Linked DNA regions of Homo sapiens: region 2 is linked to region 1. Evidence: chromatin loops called from intact Hi-C (ENCODE). Cell type or tissue: heart left ventricle. All regions are shown on one strand. Each heading gives the region's core, and the rest is flanking DNA. Links, peaks and the distances in the headings are about the cores only.

Region 1 (8,330 bases), core at 316-8,315:
CTACCTGCATTCCTTGGCTTGTGGCCCCATCCTCCGTCTTCACTCCAACCTCTGCTTCCGTCATCACACCGCTTCTCTGACTTTGGCCCTCTTGCCTTCTTCTTGTAAAGGCCATTGCAATTACACTGGGCTCACCTGGATAATCCAGGATAATCTCTCCACCTCAGGATCTTTCATCACATCTATAACGTCTCCTTTGCTGTGTTAGATAACATGTCTACAGGGTTGGGGGATTAGAATGTAGGCATCTTTGTGGGGCAGGGTGGGGATGGGGGTGCATTATTCTATCCACCACAGATACTGAGCCAGAACTAAAACACAGGTCCCTGGCTCCCAGTTCATGAGGTGCTTCTCCTGTTAGCATGAAGAAAGGGCTATATCAGGTAGTGATCACCTCAAAGCACAGCACAACTGACCAACCCCCAAACTCAGGGGCTTGAAACCATAAGTGTTTATTTGGACACAAACCTACAGGTTGCTGGGTGGTTCTTTTCATCTCCCCTGGCCTTGCTCACATGTTTGTGGATCAGCTGGGATAATAGGTAAGTCAGGTAACCCGGACTTATTTTGCATGGCCAGGTAGATGTGCAGGAGCCCAGGGAGAAAAATGCAAGCACTTTTTAAGGCCTCTGCCTAACTCACATCTGTTGATGTTCCACTGGTCAAGGCAAATCAAGTTGTTGGCCAGTGTCAGGTAGGAAGGCATTATAAAATTTCATGGCAAAGGGTATAAATACAGAGCAAAGAATTGGAACCCTGAATTATTTTCCTATCTCAGGCCCTCTGTGATATGGCAGTTTCATCGCCAGGTGTCAGTAAATACTAAGTTGACCAAAGAGCATTTGTTATGGGCTCAAAAGTGTCAGAGACCTTGAGGCACTCTGTATTTTCCAAAGATGGTCACACCTACAAATTTATCCCAAGCCATCTGCTCTTCTTGTAACTGATAGTCTTCCCACCAAGAGGCAGGGTTTACATTCTCTTAGGTCATAAAAAAGGGCTCAGCTTCTGGCTGGCTCTCTGTCTCCAGATGCTCACCTTTGGAACCCAGCCACTATGTTGCAAGGAGGCCCATGCCACATGGAGAGATACACTTGAAGAGGAACCAAAGCCTTCTCCCAACAGCCAGTGCCAACTTGCCAGCCATGTGAGTAGGCAGCCTTGGAAGTGGATCCTCCAGCCCCAGTCAAACTTTTAGACACTGCAGTTTTGGCTGACATTTTGACTACATCTTCGTTTGAATGCCCAAGCCAGAACCACCCAGCCAAGCCACTCTGATTCCTGATCCATAGAAACAATGTGAGACAGTCCATGATTATTGTTGTTTTAAGTCATTAATATTCAAGGTAATTGTTATGTAGCTTCAGCTAATATAGACCTATTCCTGAGGCTTAGGACAAAATGAGAATAGACCCAGTTTGGGGGCTCCAGGAACCTAGAGTCTCTAGGTGACCAAGCAGACATTAACACAATCAACAGCATACGGTAAGTATTTAATCCAGTCAGAATACACTAGCAAGAAGGGTCGGTCAGGGATATGCTGACCATATCTTTCCAACTCAGAATCGGGACAATTGACTAATAGTAGACCATTGTAGCTTGGAATTGGGACAAAATATTTGAATCAGGGCTGACTACAATAGTATATAAGATATATGGTCACTTTGTCCAAAAATTGTTCTGCCCAGTTGGGGCTTTGAGTGATCTGGAAGAGCTCCCTGGAGTGACAGCAATTATGATGGGGAAACAACATGACTATCTGAGGGTTTCTGGCCATTTCCCTCTTTCCTGCCTAGGAAAGAGGATACTCAGTCATCGTTTCCTTTCCTCTCTCCAGGGAGGGTCTTGCCTAGCCAGGTTGTATATGCAGGGCTTTTGTGTTGCAGAATCAGGAGGAAAAGGGAGAAAAGAAGGAGAAAGCGTGTGTGGTTAGAGCTGGAAAAGGAGTTTGGGAGGTGGGAGTTTTGGAAAGGAGAGGTGCCAGATCAGATCTGATATGTACAGAAATAAATGGGAGAGAAAAATTAGGACCTTGAGAAGTACTGTTCTGGCCTACCCCATCCTCTTCATTGCATCAGAGAAGGTGTACCAATAACTTGAGTTTTTCTGAAATATTTTTTGGTTGCTGGACTGAGTTTATTTGGTGACAACCACTTTGAGACTGGACCATGTGGGTGATGGGGCTCTAAGTGTCTCTGCAATGAGTAGCAGAGAGGAATGGGGTGTGGTGGGTGGCTCTGGGCATATGAGACAGTCGGTCAGTGGCTATGAGGGGAAGAGGATGGAAGCCAAGGAACTGTTCATTTGTTCCAGAATTGGAAGTCAGCGTGACTTATGACCTGCAGAATTTGGGCTGTCCCGGGCCCAGCTGCGTCCAGATGAGTGCAAGGAGCTCAAAGGCTCGGGGCTTTTAGAAGCCTTGTTTGTGGCATCACTGCCCACTCTAGTGTAGCCCCGGGACGGGAGGGGCTTGTCAAGAGCTTGACCTTCCCCTTCTCAAAACAGAGGGATCTGGGGCTGGAGGGAGAAGAGGTTTGCTGGGCCTGATAGTGGACGCAGAAGTACAGAAGTAAAGACAGGAAGGAAAAAACAACTGATAGAGAGGGGCGCGTAAAGAGCTGCTTCGGGTTCCTGAAATATTCCAAGGGATTGTGAGTTCCCCAAGAGCACGGACTGGCCCTTATTCATGTTTGTTCTTCAGACTTTACATCATGCCTGACATGTAATTGCTCCATAAATAATTTAGAGGGAGAGAAGAAGGGAGGCAGGGAAGGAAGGTGGGAGAGAGGAATAGAAGGAGGAAGGCAGGGAGGATAGGAAAGAAGGAGGAGGAGAGAGGTTGGTTGGTTTTCTAACTTCCTCTCAAAATTAATTGGCTACCTAACTGAAACATAACATTATTCTCACTGCATCTAATTTCTCCTGGAGCTAGAGCTGGTATAGGGGACCCCGATGTCAGTCTTAAAATTCTAGAATTCTGGAGCTCAAGTTCTCTTGTCTCCACTAGTGGATCCAGCCTCCTCTCTCTCAGGTAAGCTGCTGACAGAGGGTTAGGGACCATTTGGAATCACACAGACCTGGATTCAAATCCCCACTCCATCACTTTAGTCTTGGATACTCAAGCAAATTACTTGAACTCCTTACAGAGGCCGAGATTCTTGTAACAGCAGCATGGATCCTTGCTGCGATGAGGATTAAGCGGAATGTGTCACTGAAAATGAAATGAAATGAGAAGCCCCTAATCCAGCCCCTAGCTCGTGGATCTCAGGAAGGGCCTGCAGGCTTCCTTCTCTCTGGTGGATAAATATAGCCCCTGCTCACTTTCCCTGCCCTCGGACTGTCCCTTATCCTTTGATCCCTCCAAGCTGCCTTTTTCCTCCATCCTCCTTGTCTCTAATCCTGTGTCCTCCTGGCCTTTCCCGGTTTGGTTACTGCTCGCTGGAGCTGTTTTCCCCTGCTGCATCTCTGTCTCTCGCTCCAGCTTAGCCTCCTTGGTAGGGTACCGGCAGTGTCCCTCCAGGAGGCTCATGCCCTAGAAGGTGAGGGACCAGCAGACAGCTCAGAGATGAGCCAAGAGGGATAGAACTGCCCATCCCAGGGCTTCTGGGGGGTGAACACCCGTGTCTTTCCAGCAGCTACACATAGCTGGTTATTCAGGAAAAAACAAAAAATAAAATGTAAAGATGTAGGCTCCTGCATTCCACAGCATTCCAGGGCTCTGCCTCAGTCAGGGAGAACCCCACTCCTCCTGCAGCCTTGCGCCTCAGCCCTTCACCTTAGCCTCTGTGGCTCCTTGGCCTCCGTTCCCTTTGCCTCTGCTCTCCATGCCTCTGCCTAGAGCAGGGACCGTCTCTGGAGACAGTGAGTGGGTCCTGAAGGTGGAAGAATTTCACAGGATGCCCCAGCCCCAATCTGGGCATTTAGACTAATCTCAGAAGAGTTGAATTCTGTTCTTAAAGTTGCACTGGGCAAGATACGCCCATGAGAAGGGGGTGGGTGTCTGCCTGATTTGGCAGAGGATGACACAGGGACCCAGGGCTGACCTGAGGACGAGTGTACCACGCTGTCAGGCAAAAACCCAGAGAGCCCAGGTCACATGTCAGAGAAAGGGCTTTAACATGGGATTCTTACACCATGGAGCCCAAGGCTCACCTCCATGCAAGGGAAGGAACAACACCCTATGGGGACAAAGGCTTCTGAGCCCTTTAGTTAATGGGACAAAAGCCTTCAGGAGGAGTGAGATCACGGCCTGCTTTCTGTCCACCGTGGGGCACCCGTGCACTTCAAGGAAGGCCCAGGAGGAGCTGCCAGCACAGCTCTGTCCAGGGTGAGGAGTGAGTGGCTTGCAGAGGAGCCACTCCACGATGCCCTGGCAAGCCCCTGTCACATTCCAGAGCACAGAGGACCACGAACTCCCAGCTTGGCTCAAGGCATGCGGGGCTGGCACACAGCCCAGGCATTTCCTCCCCTCCCATCCCTCTTTCTCATTCTCTTTCTGCATCCTGGTGCTAAAGGTTCTGCTGGAGCTTCCGTCTCTCTTCTCTGCAGAGGGAGAATAGGGAAAGGAGTGGGTGTCAGCTGGGAGAAATTTCCACTCAGTTTAATGTTGCTGGAAATCCAGACATCTCTAAAATATGGGCTGAGGACCCCCACGTGCCCAGCACTGTGCCAGCCAGCCCCAGAATGCAGAGATGAAGAAGAGCTGTCTATTGAGGACAGAGGAGACTGCTTATGGATGTGTCCTTGACAGCCACCTTGGCTGGGCACGTGGAAGAGATCACAGGAGGCAATGTCAGTGAGGGTTGTGCACCACTGCACCCTGCAAGCTGCCTGAGGGTGGGCCCACCTAGCACAGTGCCTGGCCTGCTGGAGGAGCTCAGTACACATTTGTTGAGTGAATTAGTGGAATGAGGTAGTTTAGGAAGGCTTTCTGGAGGAAAGAAAATCTGAACAGGGCCCAGAGAGGATGGGTGGAATTTGACCAGGCCAAGTAGAAAGGAATGTATCCTGTGCGGCAGAGAGCCCTAAAAGGAGAGGTAAGGAAGGGGACAGTCCACAGTAGGCTGTTCTAGACAGGAGCATGGGGAACAGCTCCTTTGTTACTCTCAGGATAAAGCCAGGCCCCCCGGTTCACTCGCAAGATCCTTCTCATCTGGCTCTGCCCACCCTTCATTACTGCCTCTTCCCACAGCACCCTGGTCCTCTATTCCAGCTGACTCAAGCATTTATTTGCAATCCATGGGACAAGACCCTTGCTCTCTCTCCTCCAGGCCTGTGAACAACTCTCCTCCCCTCTGCCAGGAAGGCCTCCACCTGTACCTCTCCCTGTCTCTCCAGCTCCTCCTGACACCATTGATCTCTCCTGACACCAGTGGTCTCTCCTGCGAGGACCTCACCTTCTGAAGTCAGGTTGGTCACTGTTCCTAAGTGCAACATGCCTCTCTCTGCTTGCCGCATGCTCATGCCATCCCCATGAATTGTTATTCCTGGTCTGTCTCCCCCTAGACAGGTCCTAGACTGAACCATGGTCATGGTCCTAGACTGGTCATGTTCCAGTGCACCAGATTCCCCACTCCGAGATGATCGATTACAGTCAGAGACAATTAACTACGGCTTCAGCAATGTGTGAGAGGCAGCCAGCATCAAGGGAGGCAAAGCACAGCCGTCAAAACAGAGATCACACAGTCCCAAACAGCCTCGACCCTGGCTCACATAAACTTTCCCGTCTCTAAGTGGGAGAGGCAGGCTGATGCAGCCATGGCTTTCAAAGCTTTTCCATAAGATGTTAGTGATTTCTGATCACACTTGGCAAACATCCTTTGTGGGTGTGGATTTCTGATTAGCCTGTAAATTCCTTGGAGCTGAAGAATCAAGTCCAATTCTCCTTTGTATTATCAGTTAAACATCACACCGGGCACATGGGAGGCTTAATAAAGAATTATTTCTTTATTTGGTTAACTACTTATTCATTGATCAAACTCACTTAAGGCAATGTCATTATAATTTCCAGTCTTGACTTCAATCTTGAACAGGCTGCAGGAACGGTTCTCACACCTAGAGCTTATGCCCAGAAGATTACATAATACCAGCAGTAGGAAATGAGAAGCTACAGTAGTAAATGGGAAGTCAGTTTCCAGCTAAATTCCATATGCTCAGAGGTGGAAAAGGCTTTAGAGAGCATCTAGCCCCCACCCTCACTTTATAAGATGGGAAACTGAGACTGTGATATGGAAATTATTTGTCCAAGGTCACAGGACATCATTTACTTGTTGGATCCAGTTGTTTGACCTTGGTCTTTGAGGTTCAGTCTTCTCTCCATTATACCATTTCAGCTTCCTCTACCACCAGTAAGAATCCTCCAACTGCCCATTCCCAAGAAGGAGCCTGGTAGAAAGACCATGGATATTTGTGTCAAACCTGAGTTCAAATCCTGATTCTGCTACTTAATTGCCATTCAACTAAGAGAGCCTTGTATATTACTCAAATTACCCACTTGTGAAACAGAGAAATAGCACCTACTTTGGAGGGCTGGAGTGTGAATTACAGATGGGATAATGTCTGCAGCGTGCCCAGCCCTGTGCTTGATATGGTGGCTCTCAATAAATGTCAGTTCTGCCCCTTCCTCTGGTTCTTAGAGTTGTTTTGCCTTCTCTGTCTTTTCCCTCTTAGAAAATCTTAAGGTCTACTTAGAAGGGCCTCTCAGAGGTCTTTTGGCCCACTTCCCTGCATGTATTTAGGGCTGACCCCTCTCTTCCCTCTAAAGCATTTCATCCTATCCTGGAACTTCTAAAGAAGGCATTTCACTGTATAACTCAGGCTAGTGGATAAAAGTTAGGTAGGGCCTCTCTTCTTCCTCCCATCTAGCCCAATACTTCCTACTGCAATTTAGGAATGAAGTTATTTTCTCTGTTTTGCTTTCCAGGAGGATGCAAAAATATTTTTTTCCTTCTTCCCTTCTTTTTCCACCATATCTGTTTATTTTTTCTTCAATATCCTGATTTCTCCTCCTTTTCTCCTTCCCCTGGGCTTTTAGAACTACCCCCACCCCTCTCTCTGTGCCCCTGTCCCTGTCTTTTCTTTTCAGATGGGCAGCGGACTGATGATATCCCGCATATTAGGGTGGCCCCTCCCACATCCCATTCCCGCCCAGACATCTCAGCCCTGCTCAATGCCCGCCTCTGGCGGAGACCTTATCTCTGCCCACCACACCGCAGCTCCAGCTGCCGTCCTGGGCAGACTGAAACCAAACAGCTAGGGTGAGTCTGTATTGGATCCTGATGGCTGGCTGACCCAGCTGCCTGCTCCCGGGAGAAGTAGGATGAGGGGACAGGTGGAAGTTGAGGCCGCCTTCCTAGCTCCTCTGACAAATGCCAAAGGGACCTGTAGAGCCTCCTGCCATTCCACAGGGTGGGTGCTACTAGCTCTCCTTCTCCCAGACCCCTCTCCTTGACTGTGCTGGCCTCATTGCCAGAAAAATTCCAGGGCAGGTGGAGGCAATCTGCCTGGAAAACAAACCCGGTGCCAAGCCACTGCAGGATGGGCCAAAGGATTTCGGTGGAATCCCAAAACTCGCAGCGCGGACCGAATCTTGTAAATCAGGAGGGGCTTGTTGCTCTAAGCGGCCTGACCTTTCTTTTCTTCTTCTTCTTCTTCTTCTTTTTTTTTTTTTTTTAATTATACTTCAAGTTCTAGGGTACATGTGCACAACATGCAGGTTAGTTACATATGTATATATGTGCCATGTTGGTGTGCTGCATCCATTAACTCATCATTTACATTAGGTATATCTCCTAATGCTATCCCTCCCCGCTCCCCTCACCCCACGACAGGCCCCGGTGTGTGATGTTCCCCACCCTGTGTCCATGTGTTCTCATTGTTCAATTCCCACCTATGAATGAGAACCCGAGGTATTTGGTTTTCTGTCCTTGCAATAGCTTGCTCAGAATGATGGTTTCCAGCTTCATCCATGTCCCTTCAAAGGATATGAACTAATCCTTTTTATGGCTGCATAGTATTCCATGGTGGATATGTGTCACATTTTCTTAATCCAGTCTATCATTGATGGACATTTGGGTTGGTTCTAAGTCTTTGCTATTGTGAATAGTGCCTCAATAAATATATGTGTGCATGTGTCTTTATAGCAGCATGATTTATAGTCCTTTGGGTATATACCCAGTAATGGCATCGCTGGGTCAAATGGTATTTCTAGTTCTAGATCCCTGAGGAATCGCCTCACTGTCTTCCACAATGGTTGAACTAGTTTGCAGTCCCACCAATAGTGTAAAAGTATTCCTATTTCTCCACATCCTCTCCAGCACCTGTTGTTTCCT
Region 2 (8,330 bases), core at 18-8,017, 72 kb after region 1:
GGGTAGACTTACGCACCAGGCCTGGAAGAGGCCCGTGGCTTCTCCTCACATTCCATTGGCTGGAGCCCAGTCAAATGGCCACAAGGGAGGCTGGGAAATGTAGGGTAGCTGTGTTCCCAGGAAGAAGAGGAGCCAGTCTCTGCTCACCCCTGCCTCTTTCTTACTTTCCTATTTTGCCTGTGGTGAAGATATCTTCACCAGATATCTGTTAGGGCTGGTTTTTTAATATGTGGTGAAGCTCAGCTGCTTCGCTTATTTTTCCAGACGGGGATGCCCACTAAGTGTTACCTTCACATCAATCCCCAAACATGGTGGTGGCTCCCTCAGGCACTCCATTGAGAAGCATTTGCAGCCTCTCTGGGTCTTGAGTGCCAGGATTGACTGATGCAGAGTGGGTGTGGCGGCAAGGGTACCATTTTTTGGCCATCTTGCTCAAACAGCATTTTGGGGGTTTATTTCCCCAGCGGCTGTGTGATCCCAATGGTTGGGGCCATCATCCCAGAGGCCCATCACTTTTTTTTTTTTTTTTTTTGAGACAGAGTCTTCATTTTGTCACCCAGGCTGGAGTGCAATGGCGTGATCTTGGCTCACCACAACCTCCACCTCCCAGGTTCAAGCGATTCTTCTGCCTCAGCCTCCCGAGTAGCTGGGATTACAGGCACCAGCCACCACACCTGGCTAATTTTTGTATTTTTAGTAGAGATGGGGTTTCACCATGTTGGCCAGGCTGGTCTCGAACTCCTGACCTCAGGTGATCCACCTACCTTGGCCTCCCAAAGCCCAGCCGGCTCATCATTTTTTTTTTTTTTAAACTTGAGACAGAGTCTTGCTCTGTTGCCCAGGCTGGAGTGCAGTGGTGCAATCTCAGCTCACTACAACCTCCACCTCCTGGGTTCAAGTGATTCTCCTGCCTCAGCCTCCCCAGTAGCTGGGATCTCAGCTCACTGCAACCTCTGCCTCCTGAGTTCAAGCGATTCTCCTGCCTCAGCTTCCCAAGTAGCTGGGATTACAGGCATGCACCACAACATCTGGCTAATTTTTTGTATTTTTAGTAGAGACGAGGTTTCACCATGTTGGCCAGGCTGGTCTCGAACTGCTGACCTTGTGATCCACACACTTTGGTCTCCCAAAGTGCTGGGATTACAGGCATCAGCCACTGCACCTGTCCCCATCACTTTTATATCACTTCCTTTCAGTGCTCCCAGGATGATACACCCTTCTTTTCATTTCACCACTTTAACCCCTCTGGGCCAGTCTCTGTGTTCTAGTTAACCTCAGCAACTTGCAGAGCAGAACTGACTTGTATAAGGCTAATTGGAGAGGAGGAGCAGATTATGAAAGGCCTACAAAAACAGCCCTGTGGCCCAGGAGACATGAAGCAGTGCAGTGGACAGCATGATGCAGGAAGCAACCTGCTGGGGTGAACAAGGAAGACTGTGGACCTGTGGCAGAGGCTGAGGGCAAAGACGGCAGCCAAAGCCCTGGGCCAGAAGGTGGTGCAGGTGTTGCCAAAGTGACAAAGAAATTTGGCCTGGAGCTCCCTTCTCTACACCCTGCCCTCCCTCAGTTCCACTGTAGCTAGAGCGCTGGAAGCTGAGTTGCGGTGTCAAGCACATGTGGGCATTTGTGCCTGCCCACCTACTCACACCCCTATGGGGATCTTCATCATTGGCACTGACCCCTTCTCCATTATACCAGATTGTCCACGTCCCTTCCTGATGGCTAACAAGATGCAAATACATTCACATCCCTCTCCCAGGTGTGCTTCTCTAAGGTAACAAAGTCCTTCAGTTAATCCAGCCCTGAGGGACAGGAGAGATAGGGCAAGATCTTCAAGTCCCTAAATCTGAAAGGGAAACAAATGGCCCAACACTGCAGTCCTTGGTGTTAATGAGAAAGACCTGGAGAGACCGTTAAAATTACAGACTCCTGGGCCCCTATGCAGAACCACTGAATGCGAATCTCCAGAGGCAGAGTCTCCTTGGCTGCCTCAGTGGCACCACAGGGAATCCAGATGCACACCAAAGTTTGAGAACTACTGGCTTCAGGAGCCAGTTCTACAGAGTCTGAAATAAGAGATGCTCCGGAGAGAACCCAAGGTATCGTAATTCTGTAACATTAGCAATTGAAATGGGATTAGTAAAGATTGCTAGCACTTACTAACCATTTCTGATGTGCAGGTGCTATTCCTGTGTGCTGTACACGGCTTATTTCCTTCTCACGGTAACCTTACGAAGTAGGTTCTGCTGCTGTCTTCATTATATAGAATAGGAAACAGAGGCACAGAGAGGGTGTTCTAAGATCACATAGCTAGTAAGTAGCAAAGCCTAATTTGATCTCAGAAAGTCTTACTCCAAAGTCTCTGCTCTTAACCATTATGCCATGCTGTCACCCTTTCGCCTCTCTTATTAGGTGTGAGAGTTGAAAGGGGAGAGGTGGTCTAAAGAAGAACTGAGAGGAGGATAAGATAGCTGAGCTCCTTCTTTCCCACCTACCACCAATCCCCTCCACACTAAGAGGAGGATAATGAAGGGTTTCAGAGAAGAGATTATGAGAAAGAAAGGCCTCTATCATTTGCATTTCAGTCTGGTCACTTAAGTAATAACATCCCGCGGGTGCCTCCATGCTTCCCAGGAATGGCAAAGTCTGTTCCCTTTGTCTGCCATAATTATTTCTCTTCATTAACACCTGACAAGGTCCTACTGACCCTTCAAGTCTCCCTGGGAAGCCTTAGATAACTCTCCACCCTAACAGAGTCTATCATGACTTTTTATCTTCTTTTGCAATTATAGGTGTTCACATCTTCCTCTAGTCATTGTTCCTTGAAATCAGGGCTCCACAGCCCTGTTTATCATTGTAGTCCCCATGCTTGGCACATAAGAGGCACTCAATAAATCTTGTGGGAAAAAATGAATGAGGGAACGAAACATTTATTGAGCACATACTATGTGCCAGACGCTGCAAGACCTTATGGATCTTTGAAGATGTGTGGACATAGTTCCTGCTCACAAAGAATGTACAATCTTGTTAGGAGGAACAGATGTACCCCCAAGAAGAGTGAGACCTGGAGGCATCACTGGCCTCCCATGTCACTGTAGGTCAGTCACTGCCCTGCTTCCTCTTTTCCTCCTGGTACAAAGGGTTTATAAGTTCTCTGAGGACACTCCCTATTCTCTTGTCTATTTCTACATAGAGACATCATTAAATGGACCCTGTGTACTCGTGGTTTGGAAGGTGGAGGAGCCAGGGAGAAGGACCTGGAAAGAACACTTCTCGCTGGTACTGGGATAGAATGGTGGTTGCACAGTGAGCAGGAGAGGAAAAATGACAAAGGCCCTGGGACCCTGGGGAAGAAATAAGAGGCTTCTCTGACAGCCAACCTGGGAAGATGAAATGCTGCTAGGGGGTTGATTTGTATGTCTTGGGCACCAGTCAAAGGCTGCTTTCCGTAGTCCTGTTATTTGAGGGGAGTGGGAGGGTGGAAGGAGCTGCCTCCTTATCGCTTCCTCTCCTTAGCCAGTTCTGCTGAGAGCCCAAAAACCCTAAGACCAGATCGTCAACCCCAGCCTGCTGCACAAGATTTGTTTAGGCCTTGCGTACTAATTGGCTCCACTCTGGTGCTCCAGAAACTTAATTGTGAGCCCATCACGACCTCTTCTGTCCTCAGATAGGAATGTGCACAGGCTTGTAGCAGAAACTGGGATTGCACAAGGGACAGGATGTTGGAGGGTGGGGTGGGAAATCCTGGGTGTTAAGCTTTGCCTGAGTTGATGCAAGGTCATCTTCTGAAGGATGAGATGAAGCAACAAAGTCAGGAGGCCCAGCCAGGGCCACAGAGGTCAAGGAGGCAGAGGCATCCTATGAATTTCCCTAGTGGAAAATCAGGTGTCAGGACACAGGGTGGAAAAGTTAATGGATCTCCCAGGTCCTTGCTATTTTCTTTTTCTTCTGATTGCAGACACTTCCCAAATGACTTGTCCAGGCCTGGCCAGTCCCTCAGCAGAGGCTGGATAGAAGAGGTTAGGGTGGAGAGGTCAGCATTGCCAACAGGACTCTGGAGCCCCAAGGAACCCAATCTGTGTTCTTTCCAGAATGAGTCAGAATAGGCTGCCACAGCAGGCAGCCTTGCCGGGTCACCATTCCAGGTGACCGGGGCCACAGCACAGTCCATGCATCCCCATCCTGGTCCTGTGCAGGTGGGATTGAAGGTGCTCAAGCCCAGTGCTCTGGGACTGTGCGTCACATCCCCTAGCTGTTCATGCCCCTCTGACTTCAAGCCCCAGGCCTGATAACTGGCTTTTTTCTGTTTTGCTCTTGAGCCCCAGTTCCTTATCCCATGAGGACCTAGACTTCTCCACCAGCCTTATAGTGAAGGCTCCATCCATTGAACCCGTTTCTGGAAGCTGTTTCTTCTCCTGGCCCTCCTGCTCTTGCCCAGGGACAGAAGATCCCAATTAGATATCCATGGTAGCCATTCTTAATCGATCACATCACTCTTTCCTGTTTTTTTTCCGCTAAAGCAAGACTTAAAATCCCCCTTGACACAGAGCTCCAGACAGCCACTACCAAACCATTACACCCAGCATGGGAACTGAATCCTATTTGCCATCTCTGCTTTTTCCATTTGGACCCCTCCCAGGCCCTGCAGCTGGGACCTCTAGCAAGGACTGCCCTCATTTTCCCCGCCCCCACCCCCGCGCCTTGCCCCATTTCACCAGGCTATGCCCCAAATATGGCAAGAAGCTCAAAGATGCTAATTATGACTTAAATTCATTTTTCCTTCTAATCTCAAAGACTTGCATTACTCTATCCATTTTAGGAAGAGGGAAATTTTGAGGAGCGAAGAATGTACAGGACTCTTATTTGACTTATGGTCCAAAGTTGGGGAAATAATCCCCTGATAGGCTGAGCAAAGTCCCAGAGTGTAACCAGAACCCCCAGCTACATCTGATTTCTCACCTACTAAAAAAGCAAAGCACATAAGCTCCATCTACCTTAGGGGCAATCCCAGTTTTCACTCAGCAATAAACTCTCATTTCACACTTCTTTCCTGCTGCTTGCTGCTAAGTACAGAGATGTCTATATATACATAACTACCCTTGCCCTAAATGGGCCCAAAGCCCACCCCCTGAATGTATGTTTGGGACACACTGACTTAATGCAGATCAAAGGCACTGGTTTCTTAAACCTTGTGTTTCAGAATCACCTGCAAGCTTGGTAACATATAGATTCCTAGGCTCCATCCAGTTCAAACCAAGAATCTCCTGGATAAGGGCCTGAGACTCTGTGTTTATAACTCCCTGGATCAGTAGTCCTTAAAGTGTGAACCCCAGCAGCAGCCACACCTGAGAACTTATTAGAAATGCACTAACAACTCCTCAGGTGATTCTGATGCAATTCCAGTCTGAGAACCTGTTGCCCTGGGTGGTCCTGGGTAGATTCAAGTTTGGGAGCCATTGATCCAAGGGACCCTGTAGAAGTCTGACTCCAGCTGTGGTCCCTTGACCCTATCCAGTGCAGCCCAAATGGTAGGGAGCAAACCCTGGGGCATCTTTAGTCTTCTCTAGGTGACTGGCCTGTTGAAAGGAAAAGGCTGGAATAGACAACTTCTCCAAGGCTGTTGATATACCTGGCAGCAGTTTCTGTTGGCCGCCAGAGAGCCAGCCAAGCAAAGGCCCTTCTGAAAGGCTCTATTCAAAGCTGTTAAATGAGCAAACAGAATCGCTTTTTTCCTTTCCCCTGCACCTGGAGCTGTGACCAGAACTGTTGGCAGCTGCAGCTGTGGCCCCACGAGAGGGCCGGGGCAAAAGAAGATCAATCCTTACCTGCTGGAGAGCTAGGCCCCTGAGAAGGGGCTGGCAAGAGGGTTCAGAAGAGGGAATGTACCCCAGATACAGGGCCAATTCCTCAGAGTGGGAAAACCCATTCCTTCTCTGCATCCCTAGCACAGTGCTTACATTCAGACAGTGCCTGGGAGGTGGGCTGTGCTGCATGCCCAGCAGACGGAGTCTCTAGGGGTCTCAGACTGTAGAGGACAGGTGGACAGGCTGACCACCCACAGACAATTCAAGATGGGAACCTATTCATGCCCAGTCTGAGTCAAGGCACTGTAGGGTTGCAGCTGTGGACCACTTCAGTTGCAGATAGAGCAGAGATTTGAATCTGCCCTGTCCTTCAAGGTCCACATCACATGTCCAGAGCAGGGCTTTGTGCTGCACTGACCACTGCCCAGAGGTAATGACATAGTCGTGCATCCTGTCTCAGGGCTCTAGCAGTCTAAATCATTTCCCCAAGGCCAGTACAAGTCTTGGTTTCTGGTTTCAACTACAGTTTATTTATTTAATCTCCCATCTTCTGATTCACTTGCGGACCAGGAATCAACCCTCTGGTATTCTATCAAATCATAAGGCTTTTACTATATCAAACTTGAAATCCAGATGGACTGAAACCCATCACCACTCATGTTCCAGGAAACCATTCTTACCAGCCGTATGCTTGGGTAGCCTTTGTGCCCCTTCCCGGATCAATCTCCTTATCTGTAAAATAGAAAGATACCACCAACTTCACAATACCCTTCCATCACATTTCAGTCACTTAACAAAGCTTAATTACCTACTTACTTTCTCCTTTAAGTTGAGAAGCCAGTATGCAAGGCCACAAAATGGTAGAAGTGGGGTCTGAGTCTGGATTTTCTGTCGCCCTACATAGAATATCATGCTAGTAAGTTGAATTGTGTGCCCCAGAAAGATAGGCTGAAGTCCTAGTCCCCTGTGAATGTGACCATAATTGGAAATAGGGTCTTTGCAGATGCAATCAAGTTAAGATGAAGTCATACTGGATTGGAGTGTGGTGTCTATAAAGAAAAAAAAGGCAGGTTTGGGTACAAAGATACACAAAGAAGGCTATGCGAAGACAGAGGCAGAGGTTGGAGTGATGCAGCCACAGGCCCAGGAGCTCCAAGGATTCTTGGGAGCCACCGGACGCTAGGAAGAAGCAAGAAAGGATTCCTCTCTGAAGGTTTAGAGAAAGGGGCCCCGCCCGTATCTTGATTTCAGACTTCTAGCCTCTAGAACAGTGAGAAAATAGATTTTTGCTTTAAACTACCCAGTTTGTAGTAATTTGTTCCAGCAGCTCTAGGAAACGAACACTAACATTCTCCCCCAGACCTGAAGCACCACTGCTGACCTTTCTGTGGCTGGCCCCATTCCCATCGGCAGCCTTTACCCTCCTGCTGATCCCCAACTTTATCTGGCTCTACATAAAATAACACCATATTTCACATGTGAACCATTCTTTTGTTTGTTTTTTAGAGACAAAGTCTTGCTCTGTCGCCCAGGCTGGAGTGTAGTGGCACCATCATACCTCCCTGCAACGTTGAACTCCTGAGCTCAAGCGAGCCTCCTACTTCAGCCTCCCAAAGCGCTAGGGTTACAGGCATAAGCCACCGCACATGATCAGAGTTTAAAGGCTTTTTGATCTCATTTTATAGATGTGAAAACTGAAGATCAGGGAGATTAAGGTGATTATCCTGTGATACCATGACAAATAAGTGGAAGAGCAAAGACTGAACCCAAATATTCTAACTCTTAAGCCAAAGTTCTTTTTCTTTAAATTTTTTATTGTGAAGTGTAATAACACACATATAGCAATGCACAAACACAAATGTATAGCTCAAGCAAAGCAGCACAACCCACATAAACACCATCTAGGTCAAGGAATAGAATACTGCCTGCCTCCCAGTTGCCCCCCTGGCAATCACTCTCCATTTCCTCCTAACCAAGGTAACCACTGCCCCATGCCAGGCCAGTGATTGGACGACGCATCCCATTTCAACCTCTGTGTCACTAAGAATCATTGGAGGCAGCAGTAAAAAGATGGAAGCCTGTATATGTACTGGGGGAACCCCCTGCTCTCCTTCCTTTAAGGCTCAGGATTTCCCTGAAGCTAAGCCTCTCTAGGGCTCTTCCCCATCGCTTTCTTTAGAGACGTCAAAACAAAACACAACACACAACTCTTCACTGGTCTTGACACTTTCAGAATTGTAAAAGCTGGGAGTGGCTGACACATTTTTTTTTTTTTTAAGCAGTAAAACCATAGACTTTGAACAAGAAGGGAGGGAGGAGATCAGAAGGTAGACCCCAGGGCTGGGATCATGGATGGTTAAGGAAACAAAGCAATAATTATCAAGTCCCTGAGAATAGCCTGTCCACCACATCCCCCTCCCTTCCTCCTACCAGAGACATCTCTGCTATACCAGCAGGGGTAAGCAAGACCCACAGGAGTTTAGTCTAATCTTGCCTAGAGGCAGGCGCAAGCCACGTGGCTTCTTG

What was found. Peaks named below come from ENCODE experiments on the same cell type or tissue, not always from the same donor. Only the 100,000 strongest peaks of a DNase experiment are listed, where the experiment ranks them.
Region 2: it touches region 1 in a loop (2.9-fold over the local background); 33 of 110 quality-filtered maps call a loop at or near these places.

The regions. Positions count from the first base shown.
Region 1 is chr1:203,436,986-203,445,315 of GRCh38, reverse strand. No RefSeq gene overlaps it. Among named protein-coding and RNA genes, the nearest start is that of BMNCR, 34 kb to the right of the region's middle. RefSeq lists an enhancer at 4,168-4,377. In heart left ventricle, for the core only: a CTCF peak has its summit at 4,266; a DNase peak (open chromatin) is centred at 4,315; H3K27ac peaks cover 4,972 bases.
Region 2 is chr1:203,364,638-203,372,967 of GRCh38, reverse strand. No RefSeq gene overlaps it. Among named protein-coding and RNA genes, the nearest start is that of FMOD, 18 kb to the right of the region's middle. In heart left ventricle, for the core only: a CTCF peak has its summit at 3,663; a DNase peak (open chromatin) is centred at 3,807; H3K27ac peaks cover 1,888 bases.